Regions from separate parts of the Homo sapiens genome. Here all the other regions are linked to region 1. Evidence: chromatin loops called from intact Hi-C (ENCODE). Cell type or tissue: endothelial cell of umbilical vein. All regions are shown on one strand. Each heading gives the region's core, and the rest is flanking DNA. Links, peaks and the distances in the headings are about the cores only.

The links. Hi-C counts contacts between places; a loop is a spot of excess contacts. Peaks named below come from ENCODE experiments on the same cell type or tissue, not always from the same donor. Only the 100,000 strongest peaks of a DNase experiment are listed, where the experiment ranks them.
Region 2: a loop joins it to region 1, with 2.5 times the contacts of the local background. A loop is called at or near these places in 3 of 110 quality-filtered maps.
Region 3: a loop joins it to region 1, with 7 times the contacts of the local background. A loop is called at or near these places in 2 of 110 quality-filtered maps.
Region 4: it touches region 1 in a loop (4-fold over the local background); 2 of 110 quality-filtered maps call a loop at or near these places.

What each region holds. Positions count from the first base shown.
Region 1 is chr1:175,594,228-175,601,708 of GRCh38, reverse strand. All of the region lies in intron 1 of TNR (tenascin R), which reads left to right. Among named protein-coding and RNA genes, the nearest start is that of TNR, 150 kb to the left of the region's middle. RefSeq lists an enhancer at 980-1,049. In endothelial cell of umbilical vein, for the core only: no CTCF peak of the experiment used is centred there; a DNase peak (open chromatin) is centred at 3,528; H3K27ac peaks cover 2,327 bases.
Region 2 is chr1:175,670,243-175,677,723 of GRCh38, reverse strand. The region is part of intron 1 of TNR (tenascin R); the gene reads left to right. Among named protein-coding and RNA genes, the nearest start is that of TNR, 70 kb to the left of the region's middle. In endothelial cell of umbilical vein, for the core only: no CTCF peak of the experiment used is centred there; a DNase peak (open chromatin) is centred at 4,093; H3K27ac peaks cover 1,645 bases.
Region 3 is chr1:175,478,314-175,485,794 of GRCh38, reverse strand. All of the region lies in intron 2 of TNR (tenascin R), which reads left to right. Among named protein-coding and RNA genes, the nearest start is that of TNR, 260 kb to the left of the region's middle. In endothelial cell of umbilical vein, for the core only: a CTCF peak has its summit at 4,477; DNase peaks (open chromatin) are centred at 3,554 and 4,484; H3K27ac peaks cover 323 bases; H3K27me3 peaks cover 198 bases.
Region 4 is chr1:175,545,843-175,553,323 of GRCh38, reverse strand. All of the region lies in intron 1 of TNR (tenascin R), which reads left to right. Among named protein-coding and RNA genes, the nearest start is that of TNR, 190 kb to the left of the region's middle. In endothelial cell of umbilical vein, for the core only: no CTCF peak of the experiment used is centred there; a DNase peak (open chromatin) is centred at 4,373; H3K27ac peaks cover 366 bases.

The sequences.
Region 1 (7,481 bases), core at 1,611-5,610:
CTCTCTAGGTATTGCTTAACTCAGGCCCTGGCACACAACAGGTTCTCAATGACTCTTAGTTGAATCTGTTTCTTGACTGTATATAGCGTTTTCATAATTCTCACATGGCTTTTAACATTTTATCTCCATAAATATTCATGAGTATAATTATCCCTATTTTCAAATCAAGGAACTCAAACTTGAGTGGCTAAGTGTTTATCAAAATTGTACAGATTTTAATATTACAAATCCAGAACTGGAACTCAGGCCTCTTAAGTTTAGGCCCATTCACCTTTCTCTTCTGCCATGATGACTAGAAGTCTGTGGATCACACACTAAGTCCCCCAAAGACATGCAAACATATATCAAATTGAAAGACTAAGTTTTGTGTAATAGTGGCCATGGCCAACCTCAAAGGCGAGGGTTTCGGCTTTTTCAGCGCCTCAGGGCCGCATCTCTGAGTAAGAACTGGCCAAGTGACCTTACCCAAACTCTACCCGCTGCAGAGCAAGTGCAGGATGTGGCGGTTTTTACCAGACTCCTCTGAGAGGTATAGCTACTGGACTGTCAAAGTCAGCTAAACACAAACAGAAGATAAAGGCATTTCTGTACCTTCATGTTTCTACATATGTAAACATATTTTGGCACACATATAAATCTGTATAAATATGTTGAAACTACAATATCATTTCTGTTATAAGCAAAGTGATTTGATCTCCTCAGCAAAGTTTATCTAAACAAATGCTGCAAAAGCTAGAGGAAAGAGAATGAGGAACTGTCAGAGGAAATGCAAATTTTTTTTTCACTCAAGACCACAAACAAACTCAGGAGTTCCTCTGTAGCGTAAGTCTTAAATTCAGGATCTGCATCTGACTAAATGTCATGCTTTGTTTTCTGTTTTTTGCTTTTTGGGTTTTTCATTGTTTTCGTTTTGCTGTGACCTTCCCAAAGATCACAAGGCTACTGAAAGCCCGTAAGGTAAGTTGTTGAAAATTTTTTAAATGAGCTCCTTCCTCCAGGCAGACATAGCACTACGCCAGGGAGCATAGCTTCAGGAGTAAAGCAGGGGCTGGGGTTCTGCTCCTACTCACCCCTCAGCTGGGCACCTTTGTGCAGGATATACAACCAACTCAACTGTACATGGTGGCCCTATCTTTACGTGCAAACCCTGTGGGTATTATAGCTGTGGGGCCATTCAATTCAATACAGTCAGTGTCTGGTGGTGCATCTCATGTATAGACATAAACAGAAGCCTTGCTTTCTGCTAAGCCAAATCACCTTTAAATCAAATAGATATTGGTAGCCAAGAGTAACATACAAAACTATGTTTGCAGAACTGTTCCACATACTGCAATGGAAGATCACTTCTTCCAACCCTCTTATTTTATAGGATATCTCACTGCATAAATCCAGACTGATACTAATAATACTTATGATAATACGAGTAATAGCTAAATAGTAAAAATAGTTAATTCTTACTATATGCCAGGCATCATTCTAAATATACACCTCATAACACCTCTTTAAGGTATATTACTATTATCTCCATTGTACAAATGCAGAACTTCTCTGACACACAAGGGAGTTAAGTAACCTGCTCAAGATCACAGCTAATACAAGTGGTAAAACTGGGGTTCCAATCCCCGAGTCCAGTTCCAGAGTCTGTGCTAATTAACCACTGTGACACTTTCCTAAAATGCTGGAAACATGCAGAATGCCAGGATAAGTAGGCGTGCAGTCGAATGGAAGTCCTGCAAGGGATTTTACTCTATCATATGGCTCACTCTTTTCCTCCCTCCTGTAGAACCGGCCCCAGTCTCTTGCCTGCCTCAGCATCCCCACGCCGAGGGGTTGCCTCCATCCCGAGTTGCAGCAAGAGTTGAATCCGAATCACCCCTCCTTGCTATCTGGGAAGTGTATTTTCTGGTTTCAAGTGGGACAGAAAACGGTTGTGAGACTGCATATTGGTGGCAGGGAACCCGCCAATGGGTCTCACGAAAAGCCTGGGCTGTTTGCAGACCCCGCTCCACCTGGCCCCTCTGTCCTCCTCTCCCCACCGCAAGGAGCCGCCGGCCTCTGGAGTTAGCCAGGTCCGCATAAGCCTGCTGGGGCGACGCTGCTCCGGGCTGCCTCCGGGTGGGCCGGCCCCATTACCGCTGATGCGGGACACTAGCCCAGCAGAGACCCCATTAACCGCGCCGCCCCACCGCTCGGTGGCATCTGCGAATTACTCCGTCACTCGGCGGCGATCGCAAGACCCCAAGTCTTCTCATTTCCTCGTAATGCTCTAATGGTCTGCTTCCGTCGCCATGACAACACGAACACAGCTCCGCCGGGCCCCTCCGACTGCCTGAGGTGTGAGCAGAAGGCGCGTGTGTGCCTCTCAGGGCCCCTATGCGGTCTGCCCCGTTAGCGTTGCTGCGATGTCTCCGCCACTGCTCTTCGCGGTGGGCAAACCCGGGCGCCTGAAAGGGAGGAGCGGTGACCCGAGGTGGCCAAGGCCAAGCTGACACTTCCCATCTGGCAGCTGGGGACAGCTTCCCCTCCCTCCTGCTCTCCTTCCTCCCTCCTCTCTTCTCCCTCAGCTCTGCAAATTGGTGACCCCCCGCAACCCGGGGCCCATAGAGGCTGGAATGGAGTCTGGAGACCGCAGCTCCACCCTGCCTCTCCGTCACTGAACGTGTGACCTTGGGGAAGCCCTTTAGCTCCTGGAGAGCCGGAGCCACCTAAGAGTGCATTCGATTTAAGGACGCATCTCCTCTCTGCTCAACAAAGAGGGAGGGGTTCCTGCACACGTTGGATTTCTGCCCTCATGGAGCTTACAGATTCATTAGAGCATTCCAGAAAATGTGAAGACTTGGGGAACTTGAGATTCTAGAGTGGCAGAGTGATTTACATGCCACTGAGCGGCTGGGTGCCTGACCTAATGGAGTCTTACCTAGACCTTGGCTCTTTGAGTGCCTTCCCACAACACTTGACTAAAGTCTCTGGAGCAGGGTCAGATGTGACCCATATTCTGTCCTTCTAGAAACTAACTGCAGAGTGCATACTTCTCCTAAATGTACCTCTATTCATTTGGTTCTCCAGTTCTAGACACTCATAACCTTTTAGAATTTGGATTCTCACAGTCACCATGCCATTTCACGCATGCCTTCTGTTTATACAGCATACTGTACATTCCATAAGCATGTATTCATGCCCACGTCCAAGGCTTTGGTAACTAAAACATGCTTGCTGAAAACTATAACTGTATTGCCTGAATTCCTGCAGCATTTAATATTCCTTTTGTTTGTGTCCCATGGAAAATAGCACCTCTAATCTTGGTGAGTTGATTTGTTATTATGTTTTCAATGATATAACTAATGAAGTGATCTTGATCAAGTCATTTAACCTGTATGGCCTTTAGTTTTGGTAAATGCTCTAAAAATAATCGTTAAACTTAACTGAAATAGAGAATTGGACTAAATGAGGTCTACAGTTGAATCACCGGTGGGAAAACACCTCGCATTTGCATGGTGATCTTTACTTCCTGAGGGAAGTTCATACACTGATTTCTGGAGACTGTTACTGTTGTTCTTGAGTACACATCCTGTTTGACTAATGCAAGGACGGTCCCTTGCCTTACTGCCTTATATTGTTCTCGGCATCCTCAGGAACATGCCCTGTGTGTAGTGGCCTGAAAGAATTATTTGTTGATGATAAAGGTGAGGTCCAGGAAAGATAATCTAAGATTATCTGATTTCTTGTGAACTTCTTGAGAAGCTGGATTTAAAGACCCTAGCTGGTGCAGAGGTCTGTTCAATTTTCACTAACCCTTCTCTGTTCTCTAGTGATGACAGAGAACAATGGAAATGAGCCTAGAGGAATAATGTTACTGCAGAAAAGTCAGTAGTTTCCATTTTTATTAAAATTCATTCTTCCCTAACTGCCATCTGTTTTTCTTTTGGGCCTGGCCAAATGCTTGGAGGTGAATGGATCAATGCTAATTTACATGACTGGTCCAGCTAACTAGGGCCCCCATGCCCCCACATTTCCAATACACCCCTCAGCAAGGTTTTTACCAGAATATTCCAAACCAATAGGCCTCTTCCTCCATCTAAAACCATCAGCAGGTATAGACAAGCCCCAGTGTCTGAAAAGTAAAGGAAGGCCTCTGAAAATTCAGCTCTTGGGTACAATTTGAACTTTTAGCACAACCAAGTGCAGCTGGAAATCTTGAGACTAAACTAGCATTCATGCATTCAGCAATATTCACTGAATGCTCCCTCTATCCACAGTATCCAAAAGCAGTTTCCAGATGGGAGGACCCAGGCATTGTTTCCTATTACATGAGCCTCTGGAAGCTGTGCCAGGACATGTGGGGAACAAAGTCACTTCTCACATTCCCTAGGAGATGCTGTTCCTCACGTGAGGTTCTGTCAAGCATCCTGCAGACCAGTGCTCTATTTCCAGCCCTGTGGGGACTTGGTCTGGGATTATGGGCAGCTCATCTCACCACTGTGCTGGCCCCTGAGAGAGCCTTGTACCTCAGGGACAATCTCTCTTGTCATCACCTGCCTCGCAGGGATGTCAAGAGGATTTAATGAGATAATGTTTGCAAAGCATTCTGAGCTCCTAAGAAGAATGAATAGTGCTATATAAATGCAAAACATCATTATTATAATGATTACAGAAGCATTAACTGTAGTTAAAAGCAAGTGGGAAGGAGCCCTGATTCCATTATAATCTTCTATTTCTGAGAGCTGATAACCCTGAAATATGCACCCCTTTTCCAGCTGAAACTCTCCACCTTTATAATCAGCTCAGAGGTGAAATGTTTTGGGAAAATTTTAGAAATTTCTCTTTAGTCCCTTTTGAGAAGGAAGAACATTAAATAAGCACACTTTGTCTGCTTACAAAAAAGCTGTTTTGACCAAAATCATTCAAAAAGGCTGAGCTTTATGACTTCAAATTTAGCTGGTCTTTAGTCCCCACTGAGATAAATGGAGCAGTGTTAAATCTGAGAGGAGAAAATTGGTTTGGCAAGTTTCTAATGTTTGAAGCCACCATTCAAGTGTTGCTGAACGGAGGCTGATTTTTCCATATAATGAATTTGTTTCTTTCTAGAGAAATTATTTCAATGATTTTTTTTCCCACACTGGAAAATGAGGTTTGTTATGTTGACAATAATCCATCCTTCCAGTTTAGAAAGATCATTGATTTTCAGAAGAACTCTCAAAGTTCTTTTTCTTTTGCAGAATCAGACTTTGAGTAGCAGAAGAGCCCACAGTACAGCAGGTGTCTCAAACTGAAATGATTCTGGGAGCCAGGTAGGCCACAAACAAGAGGGAAGTAGGGCAGACGTCATGACAGCTGAGCATGGTCACCATGTTGCGAACTGGTAGAAAGTGGTGAACGACGGGTGGGGGGAACTGGAGGACCTTCTAGAAGGACCCTCCACTCCTCAGCTCCAGCTCCTTCTTACCGTGCAGAAACACGGGTTTCTTCATCTTTCGAGGGAAGTCAAAAATCAATAATTCTATATATCATCTCCCAATGTGAAATGTTATTCACAAATTCTTTTTCTTTTTCTTTTAAAAAAACATTGTGTAGCCAAACCAAAGATCTAAGCCATGGGATGTTGTTTTCAACCTTTGCCCTAAACGAGTGTGAATTTTCCAATGAAACTAGAATGGGCTTTTAAAAGTGGATTTTCTTAGACCAATAGAGTCTTAGAATAACAGAAGAACCATAGGATTCTGATAGCCCCTCCTCCATTATCATATTCGCCTGCCTCCACCACAAGTTGTTTAATTTCTCTGTGCCTCAGTCTCCTCATTTGTACCATTAGCATAATAAGAGCACCTACCTCATAAGGATGTTATGAGTAATAAATGAGAGAATAAGTGCAAAATGCTAGCACACTAGCAATCATGAGCATTCATTAAACCCTATTTGTTATTATTGCTGGTTCTCATTTTTTTAACTAGCTAACGATTTTTAACTAGCTAGGAATCGAATCTAATACCCTTTCTGTTCCATGACACTGTCTCCATTGCCTAATTCTCTTTGGTCCAATTCAGTCTGGTAATTTAGTGGGTCTACTATAGACTTAAAACAGAAAAGATGGGACAGACCATTGAAAGCCAGTACTTCTGAGGGTTGCAGGATGGGAAATAGTTGCAAAGCCAACTAAGTCAATGCAAAAGTATACCGATTTTACCCTCATGGCTTCGAAGAATCCAAGAGGTTCAACTTCATCCATGTTTCCACAAGGCAATTTTTGATGACAAACTCTAGCAGAGAGGGAGGCACAGGAGTAAGCTCTGAAATAGGGTTTAAACTGGGTTTCAGTTTTGGTATATACTTGGGAATGTGAAAGGCTCCTTTAGTAGTTGCTTTTGCATCTTATTTGGAAAAGAAAGGAGTTGGTCTGGACAACTTCTTAGCCCCTTTCAGCTTTAATTTTCTGAGGCTGTGTCTGTATCTTCTTCCACATAATGCATTCTCTACCAATAGCTGGCAATCACCAAATGTCAGTTATCAATGATTCAATTATTCCTATCCTAAAATAATTTTTTTTTGAGATGGAGTCTCCCTCTGTCACCCAGGCTGGAGTGCAGTGGTGTAATCTTGGCTCACTGCAACCTCCGTCTCCCAGGTTCAAGCAATTCTCCTGCCTCAGCCTCCTGAGTAGCTGGGACTATAGGTGCCCACCACCACATCCAGCTATTTTTTTTGTATTTTTAGTAGAGACAGGGTTTCACCATGTTGGACAGGCTGGTCTCAAACTCCTGACCTTAGGTGATCCACCCACTTTGGCCTCCCAAAGTGTTGGGATTACAGGCTTGAGCCACCATGCCCAGCCAATAATTTTTTTTTTTTTTTTTTTTAGAAACAAGGTCTCACTCTGTTGCCCAGGCTGGAGTGCAATGGTTGCAATCTTGGCTCACTGCAACCTCCTGCCTTCTGGGCTCAAGTGATCCTCCCACCTCAGCCTCCTGAGTAGCTGGGACTACAGGTGTGCACCACTATGCATGGATAATTTTTGTATCTTTTGTAGAGATGGGGATTTGCTGTGTTGCCCAGGCTGGTCTCAAACTCCTGGGCTCAAGACATTGGCCCGCTTCAGTCTCCCAAAGTATTGCGATTACAGGCATGAACCACTGTGCCTGGGCCTCTAAAATAATTTTTTATCTCACTTGAAAGATTAATATTATATATGTGCAACAGATAACAATTCAAGATAATATATGATTAAATGCATAAACAAAAGATGCAAATAAATGCTTTAGGAGATAGAAAGGGAAAAATAAGTTAGACCCATATTGATAAGGGAAAGATTGAATAATAGGTGTATTTCTGATGGACAGGAACAAAAGGGGTGGGAGAAGTGCATTCTGTAGGAATAACAGCAAGTCCAAAAGCAAAGAGGTGGGAAGAGTGGGTAGAAGCCCTTTGCCTTTCCCTATATTGACTGATATACAGATTCAGAGAACTGAAAAAAAAAATGCTCAGAGGCA
Region 2 (7,481 bases), core at 1,786-5,785, 76 kb before region 1:
GAAGTGGTAAACACGGCTTTGTTCTAGCCTGAGCCTGCCATTGCCACAACTCTGCCTCTCCTTGTACCTTCTCTCCATCTTCTTCTCCTCCCTGCCTGTCTTGGCTTTTCCTCCTGGGAAAGAGTTGTTACGGAAGCAATTGCTAAGAGGTTTTCTAATGCAGAGAAAGGCCTGCAATGTTGTCGATGTTGTTGTGAAAGGGTCTCTGCTTTGGTGCCCAGCCCTGGGAGGGAGTGATGTGCTCTGATGGGAGAGTCCCTCGTGAGGATGACTTCTCCCTCCTGTGGCTACTTCCAGAAAGCAAAGTCACAAAATAACAGAGGATCACTTTGCCTCCACCAACCAAAGAGAGACAGCAGTGCCCAGGAGCAGAAACACTAGGAGGCAATGGAGGGAAATCTAAGAAAGTTGCTTAGAGGCCAAAGGGGAGGTAGAGGTAGAAGAAGACACCCAGGAAATCCTCACTGAATGCACTCTGGTTACAACTATTGACATACTCCCCTCAGTTTTGCATGCCAGCACAGCATGCCATCTGGCAGTTAAGGAACAGCAGTGCAGTTATGTTCCAGTTATATGCCAGCCCTTCTTTCTTCAGCCTCTCTTAATACTTCTTGCCAATGAACAGTAGCCCAGCAAGGGAGAAGTAGAAAAAGCATTCCCCTGGGATTGCATACACTTAACCCCAAATCCTATCTCGGCTACTTCTTTTCTGAGTGGGCTCAGGTGTGACTGGTCACTTACCCTCTGAGCCCCAGTCCTCTCACCTGGAAAATGGGAACAATGCTTGCCTCCTCCCAGTGTCGCAGGAGGGTTAAGTGAGGTCCTGTGTAGAGGAGCTAGCTCTTGTTTGAGATCGAGGAGTCCTGGGTTCTTCTTGTAGCTCCACTTCTAACTAGCTCTGTGTGCAGGAGAGTCCCGTGGTTCTTTGTGGCATTTGTATTCAAGAGTTCCATATATGTGAAAGCTTCTGAGAATAGTAAATGCCCATACCAACGTAAGGAATAATTATCGACTAGGAGTAGACAAGTGTAGAAGGAAGGGAGAAATAGGATTTTTTCCCTTTCTGGCTGCTTTTCCTCTTTTCTAGCATTTTTGGTTGTTGCTGGTGAGTCTTCTGGCCTTTCCAGCTGTGATCCTCATCCCCAATCTCTTTTCAGTCCTATTGGGAGACTTGTCCTTTGTTTCAGTTCCAATGAGAGTTCTGCCAGCTGTCCCAACTCTGCACACACAGCCAGGTCTGCATGGCCTGCTCCGCTTGCTGGTCTCAACACTCACCAGGTTAGCTGGGAGGTGCCCTGGCCTTTCTCTGGAGGGACAGTTAAAGTGAGGGCTTCAGTTGGCTCGGAGCTGAGTATGGAGGTGGTGAGGTGCACGCTGGGGAAAGAGCCCTCTTGCCCTCCAGAAACTGATGTTCAAGGGGTTTGGCTTTTCCCTTTTCTGAGATAAAAGGTAGCTCAATTCCACCCACCTGCCTCTCAGGTTTGCCTTGGGGATTAATGCAGACAACTGGTAGCTGAGCTCTGGTGAGATATCAAGTGCCTGGAAACTGTTAAATCGCAGCTTTCTTGCCCTAATCTTATCACCTGCCATTAAAGATCAGAATATGAAAGCTGTACATTTGTAAAGCTCAGTGCAGTGCCTGCACTGTGCTGCAACACAGAGAAACTCAAAATAGTTCTTCTTCCCCAGCAGTTACTATGGCACCATGCATATTATGGATTAATATTTCCCCCCACCACTCCCTTTGAAAGGTAACCCTGACACTGAGCCCTCCCTTTCACATCCTCCCCACAATCAGGTGTGATGTTGACAGAATCCAGTGTTTCCAGGGCATCTTTCATTGCCTAGAGTCACAGAACACCAGCCCAGCGTCCTCCCAGAAGCCCCCTCCCCACCCCTGTACATGGAGCTACCTGCCAGAATGAAAGTGACAGCTGTCTAATAGCTATGCCCCATCCCACCCAGAAAGCAGACACTTAGACCTCAGGGGGAGAGTGGGAGGTTCCTGCTTAGGTAGCAGCAAGGCTAAGGAAGAGATAAACTTTTCTCGTAGACAGAAGGGGTCCTATGTTCAGGTCATGTACCTATGAAGGATGTGCAGATATGCCCCATGTGCATTACTCTGCTGGTAACTCCATCTGTGTGTACACCTTACATGCTTCTGCATGCATTTCTGCTGTGTGGAACCACCATGATACCTGCATGCTTGAAGTGTACAGCATACACTTATGGAGCATGTATACACTGCACACTCACACAATGCGATTGTGTGTGCATGCACCTGTGTGGTTAAGGGGAGTCATGAATGCAATATTTGTGTTCACACTGCTGTCTGCCATGACAGTGGGGTTCCACAAAGGGTTACGGGGCCCACTGGCTCTGGGTTGGCAGTGCCAAGCCGTGCTACCCTCTGTGAGGCAGGTTCAGTAACGAGGCTTGTAATACTCAGCCGTTATCCATAGAGCTTTAGAGGATCCACAAAGCCCGTTCATTCAGGCATTGCTAACAAGCCAGCGGCGACAAGCCGATATGCACAATGGGACAGAGTGAGAAGCTAAGAGAGGTCCTTGTCTGCCTGGCTGCTCTGCAACTTGCCAACATTTTGCTCCTGTCTTGCAAACTTAATGCAATCTTTCTACATTATATGTCAGAGTCCCCACCTCACCCTGAACAAAAAATAAGCTCAATAGTCATTTTGCAACTCCAGCCACCCCCATCTCCCCAAATCCTGCTCCCCCTTCTCCTGGCTTTTCCTTCTTTTTTTCTGCACTCCCACTAAATTAGATTAGTCACATTCTTAATTAGCTGTGCGGGTAAGAGCTCTATTAGGTATTAAATGTTTGTCACAATCCAATTAAAAAATCCATCACAGCAGGACAGGTTTTCTGAAGTCCAGCAGATTGATGCTGGGGGGCCTGGTCCTCTCCTCTCTGTCAAGGGATGCATAAGAGGAGCAGGACTGAGAAGGCAGAGGGAACCTGGGGAGGAACTACCCAGGGAGGCCACCTGGCCTGGCGCTAGGACATTGCTGTTTGAGCCTGGAGGAGTCAGGCTACTGTAGGGTGAACAAGCGTCTAGATGGCCCAGGACTGTCTCAGTTTAGCAAAGGGGTTGGTTGGCCACCCTGGTCTCCAACATACTGCTCCCCCTAACCCCACAGAGTGATGTAGTAAGGCCAGTATGGGGCATGTGTGCTGTGTGTGCACATTCATGTGCACATGTGCATGTAGTGAAGTGAGATGGGCTGCAGGGTAGAGAAGGGCAAGATTGACAGCTTAAGCCTGGTGGGAGGCTTTTCAGCTCAAATATAAAGAATGGACTTTGATGGAGTTGGGTTGTGGTTTCCAGGGGTCCAGCTCCACGCCAGAGCTGCCATTCAGAGCTATGTCTTTCTGTTCCATTTTAAACAGAATTGCTCAGGAGGGGAGCTATCTCATGGTAAAAAGAAAAGAAAATGAGCATTCATCCCTGCATCCCCAGCCTTTCTTTCTACACTTCCTTGGCCCTTTTCCCTTTTCCTTTAACTTTTCCCCAGGTAGGACTCCTCCCTTTGCATCTCCTCCCTGGTCAAGCTGGGCACACACAGGCCCTGTTTAATGGGCACCTGGTTTTAGACCCTCACTCCCCCAGTTCCCTGCACCACCATATCCTTCTCCCTTGTTTCCTCTTTGCCACCAGGATGGGGAAGAGTTGAGGCACACAGCACTATTATTCCACAGTGCTGGGCCCTGCAGTGAGAGGGTGAAGGGGAAGTTTAGGCATCAGTGCCTCCAGCACCTCCTAGGTGGATGGCACTATGTACTTAGCCACTTCAAGTCTTCCGATGTGGTTTTTTGTTGTTTTGAGTTTCTTGTTCTTTGGGTGCATCTTTTGTGGCTCTGTCGACCGGTAATAACTATACACTGATTGCTTTTTATTATGATTGGCATGCCAAAATGCCCTGCACTCTCAGTTCTTTCTAATTCTACCCTCCCGTACCAGCAGATCTTAAAATCTGACCTTGCAAAGAAGGCTGTCTTGTTCTGTCTGGATGAGGGGAAGTGTTTACTCACTTCGATTGTGAGGCCCTGAGGGGCAGGAAGCAAGACTCATTCATCCGCACATCCTCAGCTAGCAGCATGGAGCTGAGTTCAGAGGAGGCACTTAGAAGCCTTTGTTGAAAGACTAAATGAATGAGCTCACATTTGAGACTCCCTTTTTATTCTTCCAGCACCCTACATATGCTTGCCCCTTTACTTCCACATAAAGCAAACACTTAACTGTTTATCCAGCACCTGCTCATTCCTCTGAATGCTTCTACATTCTCTATCAGAGTCATCTTGTCTGTCTTAGTTTATAAACCCCTGAAGGGCAGGATCCCTGTCTGTTTAATTGCCTCCCCATAAGGCTTGCAGCCATGCTAATTCTCGGGACAAATGAACATGCTTGGTGCTGGCTCTCCATTGTTTCATCCATTCTCTAATCATCCATTGAGTGCTTCCTCCTGGGTCAGTGCAGGCTCGGGCTTGAGAAGGACAGGAAAGAAACGTCCCATTCTGCCTTTCCCTCCAAGAGCTTGCCATTCAGGTTGAGGGGACAAGGCATTCAGAGGAACTAGTTTCTTAGTAAGCTCAAACCAGATTTTAGTAAGGGACCCAGGTGAAGGATGCAGATGCACCTGCTTTGGGAACTCTGAGACTGGTAAGGGCCCTGTGTGGCTTCAGAGGTCAGAGGATGCTGCTCAGCCTTAGCTGGAACTCAGAAGAGGCCTTGGAGCAGCGCTGTGGCAGGGCATTTCCAAGCAGAGGAATGAGCAGAGACATGCAGACTTGGAATAAGAAGTGAGTCTGTTGATTGGGGGAAAAGAGTAGTGACGAACCTAGCAGGAAGCAGCATTGCAGAAGGTACTGTAGAATTGAAAAGGGAATATGAATGCAAGCTGATGACAATGATAAATCACACCCAAGCCCTGAAGGATGCACCTGCTTCCTCCTCCTCAGCACACCTGAAACAGTGGGACCCCAGGTCTCATTTGGCTTGGGGAGTGGTTTGGAAGTTTCTCAAGTGCTGTCAGCAAAAAGAGCTGTGGGATATCCTCTTGTCTGGTTAGAATTCACCTCTGTGAATGCACAGGTTGTGGCCTGTATGTGGCTGTCTTCACTGAGAAGGCCTGCAGAAACTGCCTTTGGATGGAGAGTGAAGGCTTGTCAGTCAATGGATATTAATTTACAAAGACAGTTTATCCTCACTTAGGGAGAACAACACTTGTGATTGCCCCACCTTCTACTCACTACATTAAAAAAATAAAATCAAATGGTGGAAGTCAGCACATCTCTATTCCTACTTCAGGCCCAGTCCCTGAGTTGTCCCAGCTCATGGGCCAAAGTCAGGGTGGCAACTACAGAAGGATGCTATATCCATGAGAATCTCCTGGTTCATGTTGGCCACAGGTAGATAGGGTGGGGGAATGCAAGCTGGCTGACCAGGGGAGGCAGGGCAGGGATGGGACATTTGTTGAGTGCCTGTGCTTGACACTTCACACAAGATTTTAAATTTGGTCTTCATAATACTTCTGCAAGAAGGTTTTAATGTCCCCATTTTACTAATGAGGAAATTGAGACGGAGAGATAAGTAACTTGTTCAAAGTCATTCTGCTTGTGGAGCAGCAATTTGAATCTATCCATCCATCTCTTTATTCAAATATTTATTGGGGTTCTGCTATGAGCCAACTAGTGTGTTGATGCCAAAGCCTGTGCCCTTCAGTTAAAGATTGGTATTCCTTTCCCCCTCTCCAACACACACACACACACACACACACACACACACACACACAGGTACAGCTCATAAGACTCCCTTGGATAAGGAGAGCATGTGGCAGGGCCTACAGGTGCCAGCTTGGGCTGCCCGAGTAATTATGTTGCTACTACTATCACAAGTGCAATTTTATGTGCCTAGTAGGATCAGTTCCTGGAGGTAAGCCTTGCTTCACTCCCTTGTAGAGTCATTAGATTTAGCAAATAAAAATATGACAAACCCAGTTAATTTGAATTTAGTAAACAATGAATACTTTTTAAGTATAAGTGTATCCCACACAATTTTGGAAACATACTTATACTGAACATTTATTTGTTTATTGTTTATCTGAGATTCAAATTTCACTTGCTGTACTATGATATCCAGCAAACTTATGCCCTTGCCACCTGTCACTGCCACGATGCTGAGTGAAGACTGGCATCACCATACCCATTCAGGGGCCCTGGCAAGGTGGTAGAAGTGCCAGGGGTACTAAATGGCTTCTGCCAACCCAGAAAGGGTCAGGGCAGTCCCCACTCCCTCACTCTTGGATGATCAGTGCTCCTCAGCATGGCCAGCTTGCCCAAAAGGCAGCAAGTCTGCCTGGCTGCACAGTGTCAGCTGCTGGGTGAGGCTATGTCTCTGCATCTCCTGGCTCCTGAGAACTGAGCATAAAGGAGGAGTTCAGTAGGCACCATGACCTGGGTGGTCACAGGCTCCTCAAAACTTAAACCCAACATGTCCAAAGCTGGCCCATCGTCTTTCCCCCAAGCCTGCACCTCTCACCCTCAGTGGGCTCAACTTTGGCCAGTCTCTCTTCCTAGACTTAGATACCCCTACGGGTGTTCAGTACCCACTCACGATGTTCTTCCTCCCTCAAAACTCTCTCTCCATCCTGTCCTCCTCTCTCCATCTCCATGTCATGGCCTGAGTTCCAGCCATCATCATCCTTCACCTGAATTATTTTAATAGCTTGTAACTCATTCTTCCTCCAACCTACCCCCCACAGAGCACTCTCAGAGTGATCTTTCCCAGATTTAAGCCTGATTTTGTACTTGCCCATATTCAGACTGTCACTGGCTCCCCATGGATTTCAGAACAACATTAATATCTTTAGTCCAGGGTATAAGCGTTTGATAATTTGACCTCTTCCACATTTTTAGGTCCATCCGACCCTCCCGTATCCACATCCCCCTCTCTCTAAAACCATTCACGCTTTCCTGAAAATGTCATGCTCTTTCCTAACTTTATTTGTCATCAAAAATTCATCCCAATTGTCATCCCTTATGAGAACCCCTCCCCTCTGAGGTTATGCAGCTGCTCCTCTTGTCCCCAGCGACCTGGGCCTGCTCATCTCAATCACTTGTGGCACTTTGTGTTCCCGTGTGGAGCTGCATCTACCACCTGGTAAGTGCTCACTAAATGATAGCTGAATAAGTAAATGTACAAGCAATTACCAGATTGAAAACTTACTTACCAAACTCTCTGAGCTCACAAATTGCCAACATGGGATTAAAATGCTTTTTTTCCTTGTTGTTCAGATGCTACCCACCTCTGCCTTTTTTACCCTCTTCTGAGGGATGCTGTGGTCCCAGGAACTCAACAGGTTCTTCCCACCAGACTTCCTGCCCTAGGTTTGAGGCTCTCACACCCTGGATGACCAGATCCTGATGTGATTGAAATCCCCAAATGGGCTTTGACAGCTCTCA
Region 3 (7,481 bases), core at 2,121-6,120, 120 kb after region 1:
TTGCAAGCTCGCCGTGCCTGGCTCAATTTTATTCTATATAAATAAACATTATACTAAATCCCTTGGCACACAAGATTCCCATGGCCAGTTCCTTTTCTGTCTTGAAAAGTGGGGGGAGAGCTGTGATATCCCCAGAAGAATCTTTTCTAGGATGATAAAGGATCCAGCATGTGTGGCAGGAAAAGCTGGGAGTGAGTGTCTTTAAATTCATCTGCCTTTAAATTTATCTCCTCTAAGTCCACACCTTCTACGTATTTAGGGGCAGACCAGAAATTTGAGGACCCTGAAATTGGATGTAAGTTCTCCTATCTCTGACTGTGCCCACCCCACCCCAAACCCTTTCTCCTTGCCAATGTCCTGTGTGCTCCTTGGTCTATTGCTTGGTCTCTGAAAGGGATAAAGTCAGGGAGATCTGGGAGCCAATGGCTATCAAAGAAAGAAAATGCATTCTTTGCTACTTACGTCTTTGTCCTCAAAGCTGTTTACAGTTTGGGGGAAACTTCCAGTGCTGTCAAGCTCTCTTGTGCCTGCTCCCTTATGCCTAATGGTGGACTCAGTGAATCCACCATCAGAGATTTTTTGGTTGGCCAGCAGACTGGGGCTGAAGGGAATCAGACACTTGGAGACTGAAATGCCAAATGCATCAGTCTAATTTATTCAGACACATTTTCATCTGGGTATTTTCTATACTATCAAACTCTGTATCCTTCAGTGAAGACATTTGTCTTAGCTGAATAAAATCTCTTAATGGTTTAATAAAAAGCACTTAACTCAGTTTTCTTAGTTTTATGAGTGCCTTGAGGTCCTTTAGGAGAGCAAACTTCTTTGCTGGGATCATTGAGGGAAACATAATTATTTTTCTGCCTTCTGATACGTTATTTTCTGGAAGGAACAGTTCTAGATGCTCATCATATGCTCACAAACTCTCTGAAGCTCTATCGAAGGACAGGTTATTCTCAGTGATGAACTAAGTGGTGTTCCTTCTTCCATCCACAGCTGACCTGCCAGTCCCCTCAAAGACATCTCTGCATCTTTATTCCTTTCTTTGCTGAAATAGCATCAGTACCATTATCGTCACCAATTTGTTCTGTTCAGAATAAATAGAGAAAAGAGTCTGGAGGTCAGTTAGAACCAAACGCCAGGAGCAAAAAGCCAAACATGAAATTAGGTTAGTAGAAATTTCATGAGAACAAAAACAATTGAGGAAGGGAAGGAGGAATAAATGTAAAGAAACAGAGAAGACTCAGAGAGAGAGAGAGAGAGAAAGACTAGGAGAGGCAGGAAACAAGACACAGGCCAGGGGAGGGTGGACTGCAAAAGGAAAGAGTGGACTGCAAAAGGAAAGAGTGGAAAGGTAAGGGAAGGAAATTTAGTAAATAAGAAAGCCAAGGTAAAGTGAAGAACTGGAACATAATACATGACCAGCAGAAACACAGCAAGAATCACAGAAAGGGAAAGAGGAAGAGTGGGAGTGTAGACAGAAAAGGAGGAAGAGGATAAAAAAATATGTGGGGTGGGAGAGAGGAAAAGTAACACATTTAGGAATTGCGGATGGTTGGAATGGAGAGTTTCATTATTGAAAATTAGCATAGAGATGGTTTTCATTTTCCCAGTAAGTAAATAAAGGCATGAGAGGTTAAGTGACCTTTTATCCATCTGACTTCCATTCATACAATTGAACAATTATTTATTGTGCACCTTCTGTGTGCACTGCACAGTGCTAGGCACCAGGGACACAGTGTTGAATAAGGCAAACAACGTTCTTGTCCACAAGGAGCTCACAGTGCAGCGGGGGCATATGGACAAGTGAACTGGCCAGCACCACGATGTGAGGGTTAGGGTAGTGCTGGAACCATGGAAATCTTGCAGAAGAGTCCCAAGACAGTCATGTGTGTGTGTGGCATGGGCAGCAAGAGGGGTAGGTGACAGTGCACCTGGCAGAGTGAAACACAAACCAAAAGGCTAGCCTCCAAGAGCCCTCTAGCCTCAGAGATGCTCAGCCACAGAGCCTGGACTGCAACTCAAACGTGTAGTTCCCAGCCCCCACCATCTGGCTCCCTTGGGGTTTGGTTTTGAGCCCTTCAAGGCCCGACATCCTGATAACTCATCTCTAACCTGCATATGAAGGATCAAATCCAATAGCAGCCTCGTTTCCCATCTGTCATGGAATCGCTCAGTGTCTCTCTCTCCTCTTCAGGATCAATTGCAAACTCCTAACATCCAGGCCCTTTTCCTTCTGGCTTGTATTTACACAGTGCCCATTTTCTTACTCACTCTCCTGTCTTTCCATCATGTTCCAGCCATACTGAAGTGCTTGCAGGTCTGTGAAGAGGCCTCCATTCTTTTACAGGTAAGGAGCCCTTGCTGGGACATGTTTCCTGTCCCTGCCCCACCTGCTCTTACAGTGCCTTTGATATACACTTTGAACTCACCCTAAGATTCATTCCAGATTCCATGTCCTCTCCTTCTGCTCCTGAAAACCTTTCCTCCACTAACCTCTCTTGCTGAGCCCAGGCAGGTCAGGCATCCCTTTCCCTAGGCCCTCACTGCACCTCTCTCATAGCAGTTACCACACCTGATGTCTTAACCATCTCTTGACTAGACTGTCTTTCCCGGTAGGCTACAGGGCCTTTGAAGGCATGGACTGGAGCCTGTTCATTCATCTGTTTACCACTGGCGCCTGGCACAGCTCCTTGCTTACACAAAGTGTTTTACAAATGTTTAGGGAGCTGACTTGAAATGAGTCCCCAGTGAGTTGAGTTGCAGGCAATCCCTAATTCAGTTTGGAGGAATTGCTCAACCCCTCTTCCCATTTCATACAAGACACACTTTGATCTGCAAAATGGAATGGCAGACTTCCCCAGGAGCGCCCACCAGGTGAGGTTTCCATTGGGTGAGGTCTTGGTACCACTCCTGATTGTGCTAGTGCACAGACAAAGCCCAGGGAGGGTGACAGGCTTGAATTTCTGCTCTCTTAGTACAAGCCTCACATTTTATAGAAACTTAGAGAAATTTGAGTGAGTTTGGCTCCTGTAATCAATCACAAAGGGAGTAGAGGGGTCTTAATGCCTTAATTTATTGGATTGTTTCTAGCCAGTTAATTCATTCATATTAATATACTCAATTGATAATTATGAAGTGCCAGGCTGGATGTTCACCTTCTTAGGGCGTCTTCTCAGTGTACATTTGTTTTCATATGCCTGGGATACAGAATGTTACTGTTCTTTGCTGAGTAAACTTTAATCAGCATGTTCCTCTTTGGCCTGTGGTAGCATATGAGCTTATGGTTCCTGCGATTCATTTTATCTTTTTAAATTTAATAAGATACAACTTGGATGGCCATTAAGGGTCTCCTGTTGTGTGTGCAAGAGCCCAAAACTAACATGGATAAAATTAACTCTGGTTCATTATGTTCAGCAAGAAAAGTTTTATCCCTTCCGGTCTCCTAGCCAGGCCACAAAGGCAAAGTCTGGGAAGAGCTGTTTTCATTTTTTTCACTTTCCTGTATCCATGTGACATAAATAATATGACAGTTAAATAGGTCTGATTAATGCGGTCATCTTGGAAGCTGATTTGGATCACCACAGTGCAGCCTAGTGGACTTCATTCACTCGTTCTTTCATTCAACAAACATTTATCAAGGACTCTGTGCTTGTTCTTGTGCCAGTTGCTAATACCTAAAGATAAAAGAAAACTGTGTCTGCTCTTGAACTCACAGCTTACATTTCCAGAACATGACAATTAACTGACCCCTCACGGTTGGTGTGTAGTGTGACAACACGAGGCAGGGTGTGGTTGTGGAGGCTGAGTGCATCAGGTGGGCTTCACAGAAGAGGCAACCCTTAGACACTATTCAGTTGGGTCTGGTACAGAGGAATGACAACCAGAACAGATATGGTTCCCAACTTCCAGCAGGAGGCAGCAGGACAGTGCTTTCTGGGCAGACGTGTGTGCTTGTTCTTAGAGAAAAGTTCTGCGTCAATCTAGATTCCCAAGTTCCTATTCAGGATACCAGAGTAAGGCTGGACCTTGAGGATGACCTGGAATACTGTCTTCTAGTAGTGCTACCATCAGAAAGGCACACAAAAAAGCAAAACCCAACATTTAGCCAATGGTCAATCCCTCCATGGGCCCACCCACCACCTTCTTTTCCAAGTCAGCCACAAGCATGTAGTCTGATCAGGTTTCTGCTCTGATTATTCTGCCGAGGCTGTGTCTCATTCTACTGTGTTGTGGACACCTCAGCTGCATTGGCCATCCACGGGCTGGGAAAGTGTCCTGTCCTCTCCAAGCAGCAGAGGGGATAATCCCTTGTCTGTACCAGAAAATTCCTCCAACGAGGGTCTTACTGATGGAAGGGAGCACACTGGAACTCATCTCAGAATCTTACGCCCAAAATCAACTTTTAGGATGACTGAGAATTTCCCATACCCCAGGCTCTCCTTTCAGGTACAGATGTTGGAAAATGTTAACAGTGGCCTCTACCGACCAGACATAGTATTACCACATACTTAAATCTCGTCTAGATAATTCACATTCATTCATTCATTTGTTCACTCATTCATCAATCAGTAATTTTTCAGCAAACATTTATTGAGCATTTACTATAAGATAAGGCTATTCACAGGGTGCAAGGATGAATGCCCCAATCACCTTTCCCTAACCCCACATTTTCTCTCTCGCTGGTCCAGACAATGCCTGAAATGTACAAATTTATGTCTCCTTGGTCTTAAAGCATGCTAATCCACAGTGACAACGCAGAAGGTTTTCAGTTCAAAGTTACAGATTACTCCTTGGTAGTCATTAACACTTTAGTAGGAATTAGTTTATTCTGTCAGAAAAAGGCAACCTTTGGGTGAATAAATACAGAACCATGTAAGTTTTAATTAATAAAAGGGATAAGAAGTGATCTAGGATATGCTTCTAACATGAGGTAGTACAATGAGACTCAAAGAGCTAAAAAAGGCAGGGGGGAATTTAAGCCATTAGGCACTTGGAGAAAAGAGGGAGGTCAGAAAAAAAGGCAGTATGAATAGTGGCTTTGGAGGATATGTTCTGAATTCAAATCTGGCCTCTCTCATTTACTAGCATCCGATTTCAGGTGAGCCTCTTAACGTCTGTAAACTTTCCTCTAAAATCCTCACATAGCGTGTGGGAACTGAGCCATGAATGTCATGTAAAATACTTAGCACGACGCTGGGCATAATGTTAGCAGTCAGTAAACATGAGTCAAGTCATTATGACCAGAGAGAAGGAATAGGCTATAAATGAGACTGTGGAAACAGCAGGGCAAACTCGACCTCTACCTCTTTTTCTTTTCTTTTCTTTTTTTCTTTTCTTTCTTTCTTTCTCTTTCTTTCTTTCTTTCTTTCTTTTTTCTTTCTTTCTTTTTTCTTTCTTTCTTTCTTCTCTTTCCTTTTTTCTCTCTCCCTCTTTCTTTCTCTCTCCTTCCTTCCTTCCTTCTCTCTCTCTCTCTTTCTTTCTTCCTCATTTTTTTTTTACTATGTCCAGCCCTCCCTCTGCTCATCACATTCCCTGAGCCACTTGTTGGTGCTGCCTTCTCAACTTTATGCAGCTGTCCTGCAGTGAGCACAGGATTCAGGGCACATCCAAGCTCCTGACTATGCAGCTGGAGAATGGAGCCAAGGATCAGTCCAGAGACATGTAGGAGGAGTCCTTAGGTCACCGTCAGTTCTGAGTCTGGGAGGAAGGCCTCATTAGTGTACATGGGCAGACAAGTCCCTGTGGTCATTCCTGCCTCTCCTCCCTCTGCTCCTTCTCCTACTTGGCTGGTATCACCACCTGACCTTGCACCTTCTGAGGAACATGAAGACAGGAGCTACTTCTTAGTATTTATCTAGAATCTCTCCAGAATTCTATTCCTGGAGATTTGAGGTAGATTAGTGGATGGTTATGCATTTTCCAAAATTAGCATGCCTCATTAGCTTGGCTCAGAAGTAACTGGAAAATGCGGCTACCCACAGCAGCTGGGAGGTTTTTCGAAGGAACCTACTAGCCACAAAGCATATCAGAGGGACATGATAAGATCTTCAGAAGCCCACATATCAGATTGAGGATTCAGTTGCCTCTGTGAGTGAGTAATCAGTGAGTAGCCAAGCAGTGCTGTTATTTTAGCTTGACGTCAAGGCAGTACGTGGGGCCGATCTGAATATAAACCTCAGAACTCTGGCTGCCACGTTCAGCCAGGAGACCTAGGCACAAAAATTGCTGATGGGGCTCATGGAAAACTTGAGAATTTAGGGAGCTGAGTTTGAGGTGATAGGTCACCAGGATTAAAATCCCTAGGGAGGAGAACAAGGTGAAGTCTACCCCACCCACTTGGAGAGTCCACACATGAGCAGCCTAATCATCTGAAGATGGAAGAGACTGAAGCAAGTCAGGCTCTCCCTGGGAATACCGCATTGTTGGTGGGGGGAAACTTGTCAGGGAACCCCTGGGAGGGCCCTCTGAATGTATTCTAACCCAATGCTAGAAAAATAGTTGTCCCAAATTGCTCAAGGAAACCAGAGTTAGACCATCAGTGGAGAGAGTGTCTTTCCCATCTCAAAGGAGGGGGCAATTGGGCAACCATTTAGGGAGCCAGAGAGTCAACATGGGGTGAAATCTTGCCAGAGATTGAGAACAAATTTCCCATGGTTTGAATCCCAGCACTACCTTGTGTGTAATCTTGAGGAATTTTTTGAACTCTTCTAAACCTTAATTTTTTCTACCTGTCAAATGGAGGTAATAGTGTCAAGCACCTATTGTAAAGATGAAATAAGGTAATATATTTAAAGGGCTTTGAAAAGGTAAATGGTAAGAGTACACAGACTAATGTAACCCATATGCCCCAGGATTTACTAGCCTGTAACCATAGTCTAAAGTCCTATTTCCTTTTAATGTCTGCATTTGTATAGTATGAGCCCCACTGGCCTAATTGCCAGTGATCATAAGTAGAATTTAATAAGAGAATGCTGACAGCTTAAGCACAATTTCTGGAAAAAACAAGAGCAGGTCTTACCACAGGGAGGCAGCCACATTATCTTTTTATATAAACAAGGTCCCCTGATCTCCTTTTCCTCAGTGGCAGGAAACTGAGCCAGGCATGGATTGTCCCTCCTTTCGTACAGCATCGCCCTGGAGGCTGTCTGAAGGAAAGTGCAGCTAGTGGATTTTTTTTTTTTAATGTAGGGAGGCTAGGTGTCCCCAGAGGAGGCTGGGCTGGATAGAATTCATTCACAGACACAGAAATGATCCCCAGGGTAGCCTCTGCCCTATCTCTTGAACCACACCTCAAAGGTGATTGAATGTTTACAAAGCACATAATCAGACAGAGAAGTGGATGCACAGAGAGCTGGGGTAATTTTGTCCAAGGTCAGACCATGAATCAGTGTCTGGCTTGCACTGCATTTCTGCCCTCGATTGCACTCTGCTTTCTTTCTAAATTCATCCAAGTCCTGCCTGCTCCATTCCTCTTCCTT
Region 4 (7,481 bases), core at 2,279-6,278, 49 kb after region 1:
CAAGGAGTCTGAGGGTGGAAAAAGTGTTGGTGGCTCACACATGAGCCTTTCTAATCCCCTTAGCCCTCAGCAGCCATTGAGGGTGGACACAAACCCTAATGTTTTGAATACAGTGTGTTTCATCCCCACCACTTTTCCCATCTCATTTTTTCCACCATTTCTTTAGCCTCAAACTTAGTGTGTGCTTGAGGAATAAATCAAAAGATTAAAATATGATGTGAAATCTATCTTCAGTGATGTATTTCATGTGCCAGAGCCCCTGTGTTTGTGGAAGACTGAACTGGATGAACAGAGGTCCAAGCAGATCATATGTGATGGCCTGGGTGCCTCATGGTTCTCATCAAGAGGGCTCTCAGGTCTAGTTCAAATTCCCAGGCTGTAGACTGGCCAGGGTGGCCACTTCTAACCATGAAGTCAACACTATACTCACGGTTTATCTGATTAGGCTCAGTGTTCAAATGTTTCAATTCCTGAAGCCAAGAATTAAATCTGGAGGCACGAGAAAAGAAGCAGGAATAGGATCCAAAAAGTCAGAACGGGAGTAATTCAGGAACAGGAAGGAAAAAGTTAGGAATTGATGTGGTGGACAGACAGGGGAGATAAAGAATAGAAAGACTCAATATCACAAAATTAGAAGACTTCAAATAGACAATGTACCAGAGATAATGACTTCTTCCAAAATCGTGCCGTATTTCCCCTTGCCTTACATAGATGGCTTCAGTCAGCCCATGAAGTAGCAGATAGTTTGGAGTCCAGGCTGTGTGACAATGAATAAGCCAATCAGCCTCTAAGAGTTCCAGTTTCTTCTCTGTACAAATTCCTCACCCTGAGTACTGCACATGGTTGTTAGGAAGATCAAACGAGATAACATATGTGCAAGGACTTTGTAAACTGGACAGCACCATATGGGTAGAAGACATGATTACAGTTTTGTCTCAGCTCTCTGCAGTTGGGTCCTGCCATTCAGAGCATTGTGGGGGTTAGCAGAAGGAACTGGAGGTATATGCTCACCTGCAAGGACATCACTGTCAAGTCAGGTTAAAGTTATCAGAAACAATGCTTTTCCACCTCCCACCCCTACCATGGGATGAGAGGAGAGTGTTCTTATTATCAAGGTACTGTGTAAATTAGATAGTTTTCTATGGCCTCCTACCTACCGACATGGAATTGGAAAAGTCAAACAATACTATAAGATTTTTCACACATAAAAAATGATTTCCTGGCTCATTCCTCCTCAACCCTGAGGGCTGTTCCTCAGGGGCAACAACTTTTAGCCATTTATTTTAGTATTTACCTGAATAAGTTTAGATAAGATATTTATAAGGCTATTTCTTGAGTATGTTTTTGCTTTTCAAATGTAGAAATCATATGTTGATTTACAACTGTGGAAGGTAAGGATTTAGACCCTTACAACCCTCCCTCCACTCCATTCACCACACACACTCACACAGGTGCACACACGTTGCCCCTCCCCATTCTTCCAATATATGTAGTTAATTACAATCATTGTTTAAGTTGATATTTTGTATTTTCATTATTTTACCTTTGTTAGTATTATTCACAACAAAGCAGTGTCGAGACCAATGATCACATTTCTCCACTTCTATAACTTATTGGTTGTCCTGGAGTTTAATTTTTAATCTTCTCATTTTTCTTTGTTCTTAATTACAATTGTTAGCAAACCCTTTGACAAACCATATTGAAAACAAATAGGTACTCCAAGCCATGTGTCATTTGTGCAATTTCCTGGGAGATGTTCCCGACCTGTTGACTGGTTGCTTTCTAAGTCTGCAACACTCAGCCTTCTGAAACTCCCTTCACTGGCACCCCAGTAACCCTTTTCCTTTGTCCTCTTTGAGATTCTCTGATTTCCAGACCCAGTGCTTTCCCCCTTTTTGGATTATTCCTTTGTTTTGTGGCCTGCATCCTCCACTAGCTTCCTTAGAAATGGTGCATCAGAGGTAACTTTTTTGAGACTGAGGGCTTAATATCTGAAAATGCAATTATCCCTCCCTCACACTTGATAAGTAATTTGATTGAGTATATATCATTATGCTGAAAATTGTTTTCACTCAGAATTTTGCAGAAACTCCTCCATTGTCTTTTAGAACCCAGTGTTGCCTTGGAAGTCAGATGCCATTCAGATTTCTAATATTTTGTCACCTGCCTTTTTTCTCTGGAAGTTTCTAATGAGATCCTCCATAGAAGAGAACTTTCTTATATATTTCTTTAATAATTTTCACTCAACCATTTTCTTTGCATTTCTCTTTCTCTGACTCCTGTTGGTTGGAAGTTGGACCTCCAGGGATGGATCACCTAATTTTCTTATCTTTTCTTTCCTATTTTCTATCTTTGTGTGCTATTTTCTGGGAGATTGCCTCACTTTTATCTCCTACACATGGTGTCAATTTAAACATTTTTCCCTGTTATCTTAATCTTTAATATCCAAGAGCTTTTTCTTGTTTTCTGAATGTGTCCCTTTGTAAGTAGGATCCTATTTTGTTGTTTCATGGATGAAATATTGTTTTTGCTTAGGTTTTTTTTTTCCTGTTCCCTGCATTTTCTGACTCTCATTTTCTTCTTTGTTTTGATTTTTTTCTATACTAGAGATTTCAAATGTCTGCTAATTTTTTTTCTAGTCATGTCTTAAGTATAAAAGAGGTACAAAAAGCTGATTATATGCTGTGTGCATATCCGTGTGTATACATGTGCACACATGGAGTGGAAGTAGGGTAGGGAGAAGCATTATCAGCTTCATTTCTACAGAGACATTGTTCCAGTCTCCTTCCCAAGGGGGTGAGGGAAAGGGGAAAAGGATGGGGGGTGAGGGGGGAAGAGTTCCATGGCTCAGTATAGGGGCCTCACTTAATACTCCTGTTTTAGTACTTCACCTCACACCTACTATTCTTTGTGACAGATGTCCTCAAGTCCAGAGTCTATCTGATTCAGCATCTCAGAGGGTAACCATTTGCCTCCTGTGGAGGTGAGGGTTGGAAAGTTGTTTGGCTGGGTAGGGGCAGAGAGGGGACTCTAGGGAGTCCAGCAGCTCCTCATGCAGCCTCCTGCCTAGTCTTCCGGTTTGCAGTGTCATGTGCACCCCATTCTTCAGAGGCACTTGTCTCTCTACTTCCTGAGTCCCAAATCAGATAGTTACTTTTTGGCTTCCCCTTCTGCAGGTGCTTTTTCTGTTCTTCTAAATTAGTGACCTATGTCTACCTGTTTCTCATCTTGCAAAATTTGTTGGCCACCTCTCCTCTGTTGTAATAGCCTCCCTTTATGGGCTTAAATCTTTATTACTTTTAGAGAGTGTGTTAGCTCTCTATTGCTGCACAACAAATTATCACAAAAATAGCAGGTTAAAACAACACAAATTAACTATCTCACAGTTTTCCTGGGTCAGGAGTCCAGGGTGTTTTAGCTGGGTACTTAGCTCAGGTTCTCAGACTGGGATCATGGTGTTGACCAGCTGCACCCTCATGTGAAAGCTTGACTTAGGGAAAGACTGTTCCAAGCTACTCCAGGTTGATGGCAGAATTCATTTCCTTGTAGTTGTAGGGCTGAAGTCCCCATTGTTTTGCTGGCTGTTGATGAATCTCAGATCCTTGCTATGGGCCACCTCCACTCAGCAACAGAGAACCTCTCTTGCATTGTATTTCTTTCATGCTTCCCTCTCTGCAACAAGCTGAAAAAAAGTAAGGCTTTTAAAGTTCTCATGCGATTAGGACAGGCCCACCTCTATAATCTTTCTGTCTTAACACCAAACTGTGTCATGTAACATAACCTCATCACAGGAGTAAAATCTGATATTCATAGCTCCAAGGATTACACAGAGCATGTGTACCAGGAAGGGAGAAATCTTGCAGGCTATCTTAAGATTCTGCCACCACAGTGTTGAGATTTTTAGGAGGGAGCAGAAATAACTATGTATGTCTAATCCACCGTGTTTGATTAGAAGGTTCTCATACCCTCATCAATGCATTGCTATTGTTATTGCCTTGCCGTTTTTAATATCAGTGTTTGAGACATTACAACAAACTTGACTCTGAACATTTCATGTGTGAGTGGTGCTCCCTTTAGTTATGGCCCAGGAAAAACAAGATTTCCTTCTCTCTCACCCAAATGAGTAAACCTCATGTACCTAAGGACCCAAAGCAGACCCTCAGTGGGCTCCCCTGTTCCCTTCCTATCAGGGGCCTGGGGGCCAGACTGGAGCAATGGAACTCTGTTTTGTTATTAATGGCACACATAATCAGGTGGCTCTGCTGCTCCTGGCACGTGTATGGATTTTGTGTGCTGGTCCTAGCAGCTGCATGAAGATATTACCAATGAGAGACAGCTCCTTGGCACAGGGACATGGTGATTTTTCCTGTCTTGGCAGATCCCAGTGCTAGTTGTTGTATTCAGTGATGAATCACTAATTTCCAGAAACCTTGACTGGAACCTGAAGGCAGGAAATAAATGTGATTGGGAGTGTTGCTCTGAGCATTCCAGCAGATAAATGGCCAGTCATGACTAAAAGGTGGTTTTACATTTTCTAAGTGTAATCAAGTGAGATGTAACCAATATTCTGTAGTTCATTAGCCTCATGTCTTCTAACCTTCACTGTCGGGTGCTCCCCAGTAGAGAGGCTCCCTGCCCATCCCGCCTTTTTTTTTTTTAATTTTGCTTACAGTAAAACCAGGAGGAGAGCCAGTAGCAGGTAACCAGCAGAAAGAGGGGCCCTGAGGGGAGAGAAAGGTCATGCACAATTTGGTCTTAGATTACAGGGAGAGAAGAGAGAAAGAGCGGATATAGGAAGAGGGACGAGACTGACACAGGGGAGAGTGGTCTGTTTTGGAATCTTTCTGATGCTGGCACATTTCTCATTATAGCCAACTTGGCATCAGTAAACCAATGAAATGTGTGCAATATTTTGAGGAAATTCATCGAGGAGACTCCTCGTGCAGCTACTAGATAGAGTAGCAGCAGGGCATGTCTTACTCTATATACCATTCTGCCTTCATTCTTAGCAAGGGTCTCTGTGCTTCCTCTTCAGAAAATCCACTTTATTCACTGTCCTGGGAAAAGGAGAGTGGAGAGACAGGGTTCTAAAACTGTAGACATGGGGTTCTAAAACTGTATTCTAGGGAGGATCTGAGATTCCTCTCCGCAGAAGTGCCCAGAGCCTCTGCGTAAGAGCCGCCTCAGTTGTGCCAGATGCATGGTCCACCTGGTCCACCATGGACTCAACGAGGACCTAGCTGTTGTCTCGCCTGGATGTGATTTGAACAGCTCCCCACCAGGTCTCTTTGCCTTTGGTCTTTGCCCACATGAATCCACCTTTCACGCAGCTACCTTCAGCTTTCTACAACCCAAATTTAATCATGTTAGATCCATACTTAAAAATTTTTTATGGACTTTAATTGTTGACAGAGCCAAGTCCGAGGCCAAATTTCTGAGCATTGCATTCAACGCTCTCTACAGAGTGGCTTTAACAGTGTCAATTCCAGCTGCTGTGCCCCATACACCTATGCTATAGCCCCACTGACTTGCACTTCTCATGGAATCACTCTGCACTGTCACACTTTGGTGCCTTTGCACATGCTTCTCCTTCTGTCTAGAGCACCCTTTTCTTTCTTTTCTCTTTCTTTTTTCTTTCTTTCTCTCTCTCTTTCTTTCTTTCTTTCTTCTTCCTTTCTTTCTTTCTCTTTCTTTCTTTCTTTGTTTCTTTGTTTCTTTCTTTCTTTCTTTCTTTCTTTCTTTCTTTCTTTCTTTCTTTCCTTCTATCTTTCTTTCTCCTTTGTCTAAATGAGAGAAAGCATGCCACCCATCCTTCAAGTATCAGCTCAGTCTCACTTCCTCTGCAGATCTTTCCTTACCACTGATTCCTACTTCATCTTTTCCTCCTCAAGGCACACAGGGGTCTGCAGACTGGGCTAGCAATTAATTAAGGAGAAGTAAAGATTATAGAAGCTCAAAGTTGTGGGGAAGGGGTTGAAGTTATAGACTCTTCCAAGGAGGGTGGCGACAGTCCCACATAAAAGGGATTTCAGGGCCATGTGGCTTCAACATGACCCAGGTGGGGATCAGTCAGATGTGGAGGACACTGGGGCAGAGATGCTGATATCTGAGCTGCTGGAATGAGCTGTCTCGGGTGCTCCTGGGTCAGGAATCTGCTACGCAGGCTTGCAAGAGGCAAAGGGGCCTACTTGAAGACAGAGGACCTCTGCCATACATAAGAAAGCTAATGTGTATGCTGTGCCTGTCTGGATAGTGGTACCTCCTAAATGGAGTGTCAGGATGAGCTAGAAAGACAAAGTACTGTACAAAGTACTATACAAAGTGCAAAGGAAAGAAGGAAGGGGGAAAGTGACTGGCACTTTGCAGAGCAGTGCCCATTGTTACTGGCCTCCAGTTCCTTATCTGGGAAAAAATTGACTCTGGTCAACTTGAGGTGAGCCTGTGCCCACTTGCCCACCTCCATGACCCTTGTTTTACTCAGCTCACTGCCAATCTTGGGAAATTCACCTGCTTCCCTTGCCCGCATATCTTTATTTACAATGGAAAGAAGTCTTCAGACTTCTGAAGAGGCCAGAGGAATCCTCTCCAGTTCAGAGCATCCTCTGAACACTGAGCTGACATGGGGTGATCTGACAACTCACACCATGTCCCACAGACTCGATAGTGATGAAAGGCCACTCACACTTTGAAATGCCTCCTGAAAGGCACGCCACTCTTGGGTACTTGGTTATGTGATATCGTTTTAGATTTCTCCAGCTTTGAGCGCTGAAAAGCAACTCTGCCCTCGTGGCCTCCCTGCCTTTAGTCCAGGTTGGAGGGAAGTTCCACATCCCATTAGCCGTGTCCTGATCCTCACAAAGAAACAGTGGACAGAAGACATCTTTAAGATGTGAGATGGCCGGCAATTCTGCTTCTTGCTTGATGGCCGCTACACCAGCAGATTCTGTCACTCTGTAGCCTATTTTTCCTTAGCTGTTCATATACACCCCACTTAACCTCACCCCCATGTTAAAGCAGCCTCTTTATGTCCAAGTTGCCCATTACCCTGGGTAACTCATTTCAGAAACAGCCGGGTCTTCTTCCATGTGCCCTTGCTCTGATGCAGTGCTGGGCACATCATGAGCACAAGTGCACCACAAAAATGAGCTTGGCTTCCTCCTCTGTTCCTGTCCTTTGATTCTTCTGCCGTCCCTTGTAATCTAATTTTTCGCCTCTTCATTTATTTCTTCTCACATTCCAACTCCAGTCTGGCTGAAAGGGGCTGAGGGGAGGCTGTGAACAAACCAACTTGGTACCCCAAATGGAAGCCTCAGTGTTCTTCACATTCCAATTCCACTCTCCAGGAAGCCAGAACTTTCTCCTTTGGAGGCACACTCTTTATACTTCCCTGCCACATCCCTCATCTGTAATGCATATAGCCCATCTCTGGCATATCCTCTTCCCAGGCCATGCTTATAGCTCAAAATCTTTCTGTACCTCTG